Linked DNA regions of Homo sapiens: region 2 is linked to region 1. Evidence: read pairs that join two places in POLR2A ChIA-PET (ENCODE). Cell type or tissue: HepG2. All regions are shown on one strand.

Region 1 (2,500 bases):
AGACCCCACACCAGGGCACCCTAAGAGGGGAAAAAAGTGAATTCAAAGCAAAAATAACTATTTGACTATAATATAGGCCACAAAAAATCTTGATATAACTCCTAGTTATAATTTTGATGCAACCAAGTTATTTTTTATATATTTTGTTATTTATTCTTTTAATAATGGAATTTTTTTAAAAAGTATTTTGTAACTGAGGAATTTTGATAATTTGGGGATTTTGTTTTCCCTTGGTCTAATGGAGAGAAAGACATTTTGGTTTTCTTTTTCCATTTTGGGTTCCTTTTGTTTCAGGCACGGATAACAGCAAATGGAATTCTGTATTTATTATTATTTAAGTGTAGCGCAGATGTGTGTGCTTGGGCGTGTTTCTCGTGTCGCGTTTGCGTGTCGGCTCTTGCGGTGGAGTCCTGTTGCTGTGAGGGAGTGCTGGCCGCAGGCAGCCTCGAGTCACCGCCAGGCTCACAGGCTGTGCCACCCGTCCCTCCGACAGCTCCAATACTGTGACCCTCCTTCCTCAGGAAGCGCGTTGAACCCACAGCACTCCGTGGTGTGTTTGCAGGGTGATTTCCTAATAAAAGTCCACTCTGACTGTGAATCGGTGCTGTGGTCTGTGGGGAGGACATTGTCTCCATTCTTGGTGAGCTCTATCATGCACCCTCCTGGGAGCACATGCCCAGGAGGGGAATCTTCCATCTCTGGTCTCCCCTTGATACCACACGTGGGTCCCCTCTGGTGTCAGCTTAGCCAGTATCTCCTTTTGAAACTACCCTACCTCACCGCCTCCACGTGTGTTTCTAGAAGGTGTAAATCATTGTATCTTGCCCCTTCCCACATGACCAGTCATATGCAAATTGAAGTTTTTCCCAGGAGTCTTCTCTTAGGGTCAGGGAGAATAACTTTTCCTGCTGAGGTTGTTAGACTTGGGGGTGTGGAACTGGGGTTGCCCTGGGCTATCTCTCCTGGCCACAGGATGAAGCCATCAGTAGTAGGAGAGAGTTCAGACATTCTGGAGGGGGGCAAAGCTGACAATGGAGGTAGATGTGAAGGAAAAGGGAGCTCTCTGATGATCTTTTTAGAGCTCATGGACCCAGCCATGTCTGAAGGCACTCCACCCTTGAACTGCCCAGTTATATAAGGCAATGGTTTATTTTTTTTTTTAAGCTGGTATACAAGGCCAAAAAGCCAATGCATACCAGCTTTAAAAAAAAAAAGAGACTTCTCCCCTTTTTCATTTTCGTACTTTTGTGTCAGGTGGAGCTCTAGTGCTCCTAGAGTAAGACCTGGACTTGGGACTTCTAGTCACATTCAGCCTAAACTGTCAACATGCTTTTGACCTCCCTGGAATCTGGCCCTGGTGGTAGTCCTGGAGCGTCCATCTGATATGCAAACAAAGGATCCATCTTCACTGACAAATTCTTAGAAATTCTGGACTGAGTTTCCACCCTCTGCTGTAGTCAGACAGGGTCCACAACACCTGTGGAGGACATTTGATCTGCCTTCAAGGCTCCAACTGCTGGTTGTGGGGGCCCAAGCAGGTGCCAGTGCCCACTGGTGGGTTATGCAGAACATGTTCAACTGTGAGGAAGGGTTCCTGGGGGTCCCCTTTGGTGAGGCCCCATTTGTGATGGGGAGACCAGTGGCCTGGAGTTGTACCCCTTCACGTCAGCACAGCAGATGCTGGGGTGGGTGTGAGCAAGACCGATTCTGAAGTGTCCCCTCAGCAAGCTGAGGTAAAGTCATTCTGGGGGGTATGAGAGTTGGCTGGAGAGGTGGGGACTATGATGTTCCTGCTAGGGGACACAGGCTGTTACCATGATGTTAGAAAGCTGCACAATCCCATAGTTTGATAATGGCACGAGCTGGTCACCCCCAAGAAGATTCTCTCACTTTTCGCTTAGAGGCACTGGCTGGGCCACCAGCCTACTGGGAGCTGAGAGAAAGAGCGTCTAAAGTCACAGGCATGTGCTCTCTTAGGATTTATTTTTGGTATGGGACCCCACAGCTAGGCCTTCTCTACCAGCCTGCAGACCCTCCTGTTTACTGTATCCAGAGGATAAAGCTCAAGGTTTCATCCAGAGGGAGGGGAGTGTTTGCCAGGCTCTCAGAGTCGGGGTGGAGTTCTGGGGAAGGGGGCTACTGGCTCCCGAAACACTTTCTACCAGTTGTCTTCTCCCATCTCCAACAGAATCTGGTGCTACCAGTTATTGGGGGTTCTGAGGTATGGACGGTGTTGGCTCTGAACTTTCTACACTCTGGCTAGAATTCAGTGTTTTGTGTCTCCTAGGCCATTTATTTTGCATCTGTGAATTTTCTGGCTTCTAAATTGCATTGTTGTCCCCTCTTTCATCTCCTCACTCCTGCCAATGTATGCCTTAAAATCTGTCATTTTAGGCAGGTGTAAGAGAGAACAAAGGTAAATACACATGTGCACCTGCTTTCCTTACCTGAATGGGTATGCTTCCAGTTGATGAGCACACGACTGTCTCCCTGAACAGAC
Region 2 (2,500 bases), 53 kb before region 1:
AGGAATTCTGCTTGAGCCTTGCCAATCAGCCCAGTGAGCAGGTTTCTGCAGCATCTTGTCTCCTGGGATAGATACTCAGAAAGTGAACCCTGTGCACTTTGGGGCCTTGTCTCTCAGCTTCTGTTGACACATAAGAAAAGAGACACACAGAGGACCCCACGCCCCATCTTCAAAGTGTGAAGCACACTCCCCGGCTGATACGATTCTTGTCGATTCACTTACGGAATCTTCCAATATGCTTTTCCTCCCTATACCCCACATCCCTGTCACAGAGTTGAGAATTGGATTACCTGGTGGGCAGGTGGGCCCCAGTTAGAGGCCGCTCACACCGGCTCAGTGCAGATGACCAGTGGCAGATGGGAACCCAGGAGGCCTAGAGATCTTGGGTGATAGGGAAGCTCCCGCAGCTCCCTCCTCACTAGTCCAGGCACCGGAGCCTGCGGTGGGAGCCCTGTCATCTCAGCGACGGCCTGCGGGTGACTTACAGCTCAATGAGGGGAGGCACAGAGTAGGTGCACACAGTAGGTGCCGAATCTGAGTGGTTTTATTCGTTCCTCTGTAGACCTCGTATTAGGCTGTCTCCTTGACTACCAAATCTGCTTTCCTCTGTGTTTATGCTCTGGAAGGTAATCCGAAGCCCTTTAATGGGATGGAAGCATTTCCAGATAAGAAGAGGGTGCTGTGGCCAGAGGCACAGGGCTGCCTGGGGCCAGGAGTGGCCAGAACCCTAGAGAAGAATTGCATTTGGGGATGCACATCAAAAACACGAGGAAAAGAAAGAAAGTGGGTGGGAATAGCGTGCCTTCGGCAGAATCCAAACTCACTTCCAAGGCAAAGCCAGGGCCCAACACGAGAATATTCATTTCCTGTTTCATTGTTGGTTACTTAATGACCTTCCTTTGAAATGCTGCAGTTATGTAGAAAGCAGGTTGTCATGGAAACGGGGAGTGACGTGCAGGGAATAGGTACACAATGCGTTTCTTTGTCATGTCCAGCTGATGCGTTCAGCCTCTGCTCAGACATGGGAATTTATGTGAGGAATTAAATATTAACTGGAGGCATTGCCCTGGAGAGAGGCAGAAACACAGGGTGACAAAAGATGCTGGAAACCAGGGCAAAGAGCATGCTGGGGCCCCCGGGATCCTGCGGGAGGCAAAGCTGATTTGAGACCATGGGTGGATCTCACTTTCTTCAATCAATGGGCTCCAGAGAAGTCGTGCAAAACAATCTTCTTTTTCAAATGCATATGTACTGTGCATTCTTTTGAGGGGCAGAAGGATCTGGTTGTAATGCGAATAATTACTCATTAGTCAGCTCATTTTCAAAGTTGGAGGGGTGACATGCCAAGTTTTCTCAAGGTGGCTCTCAGCTGCCTTGTCCCAGCACTCTGCTGGCCGTGGTTGTCAGTGGGAACCAACACCTAGAGCTGGGACAACAGTGCAGGGGACTGCAGGAAGACTCCAGGGAGGCCCCAAGTCAGAGAGAAATTGTCTCTTGTTCCTGAAGCAGCCATGGAGCCATGACCTTGTCTGTTTCTCCGGTGGATTCCAGGAAATAGGCATTGAATATATGATGTTAAAAAAGTGCCTCAAGTTTCTCACTTTCTCCCCTTGAGCCAGCACGGCTGGCACCCACCAAGCTTTCCTTTTCTGACCTTGAACCTTTTTAAACCCTCAGAAAATGAGTTCCGAGGTGAGCTGTTAAATCAGAGGTGGACACACGGAGGCAAGGCCAGCAGCTGCAGGACCTCAAGACACCTGGGCAGACACTGCAAGGTGAGACGTGAGAGGGCAGCCCCTGTCGTAGGGCCCCACCCCATGGCTGCCTGCACAAAGCCTCTCTTCAGCTGCAGGCATGAAGCATGGAGGCGACTTTTGGTCTGATCCTCACCAGAGTCCGGGTTAGGTGAAGGGTAAATGGGGACTAGGATCAGCAATGATCCGGTCACTTTAAAATTAAGGGAAGAAAAATGACTCTGAGTAGATCAAAACTAAAATGTGACCCCAGGCTGGGCCCGGTGGCTCACACCTGTAATCCCAGCACTTTGGGAGGCTGAGGCAGGTGGATCACTTGAGGTCAAGAGTTCAAGACCAGCCTGGCCAACATGGTGAAACCCCGTCTTTACTAAAAACACAAAAATTAGCCGGGCATGGTGGCATGCGCCTGTAATCCCAGCTATTTGGGGGAGGATCCCAGCTAAGGTGGGAGGATCACTTGAGCCTGGGAAGTCAAGGCTGCAGTGAGCTGAGATTGTGCCACTGCACTCCAGCCTGGGTGCAGATCTTATCTCAGAAGTAAAGGGACTAGGAATGGTGGCTTTTATCTCTAATCCCAGCACTTTGGGAGGCTGAGGCAGGTGGATCACTTGAGGTCAAGAGTTCAAGACCAGCCTGGCCAACATGGTGAAACCCCGTCTTTACTAAAAACACAAAAATTAGCCGGGCATGGTGGCATGCGCCTGTAATCCCAGCTACTGGGGAGGCTGAGGCAGGAGAATCAC

Evidence for each region. ChIA-PET counts read pairs that join two places held together with the same protein. Peaks named below come from ENCODE experiments on the same cell type or tissue, not always from the same donor. Only the 100,000 strongest peaks of a DNase experiment are listed, where the experiment ranks them.
Region 2: POLR2A ChIA-PET joins it to region 1 with 10 read pairs; 5 of 35 experiments call an interaction of 5 or more read pairs at or near these places.

What each region holds. Positions count from the first base shown.
Region 1 is chr20:64,241,656-64,244,155 of GRCh38, forward strand. MYT1 (myelin transcription factor 1) reads left to right here. Exons shown (of 23, transcript NM_004535.3): 23 at 1-598. Among named protein-coding and RNA genes, the nearest start is that of PCMTD2, 13 kb to the right of the region's middle. In HepG2, a CTCF peak has its summit at 1,304; a DNase peak (open chromatin) is centred at 1,326.
Region 2 is chr20:64,188,386-64,190,885 of GRCh38, forward strand. It overlaps MYT1 (myelin transcription factor 1), which reads left to right. Exons shown (of 23, transcript NM_004535.3): 2 at 1,678-1,775. Among named protein-coding and RNA genes, the nearest start is that of MYT1, 25 kb to the left of the region's middle. RefSeq lists enhancers at 1-344, 345-1,282. In HepG2, no CTCF peak of the experiment used is centred here; a DNase peak (open chromatin) is centred at 966; H3K4me3 peaks cover 890 bases.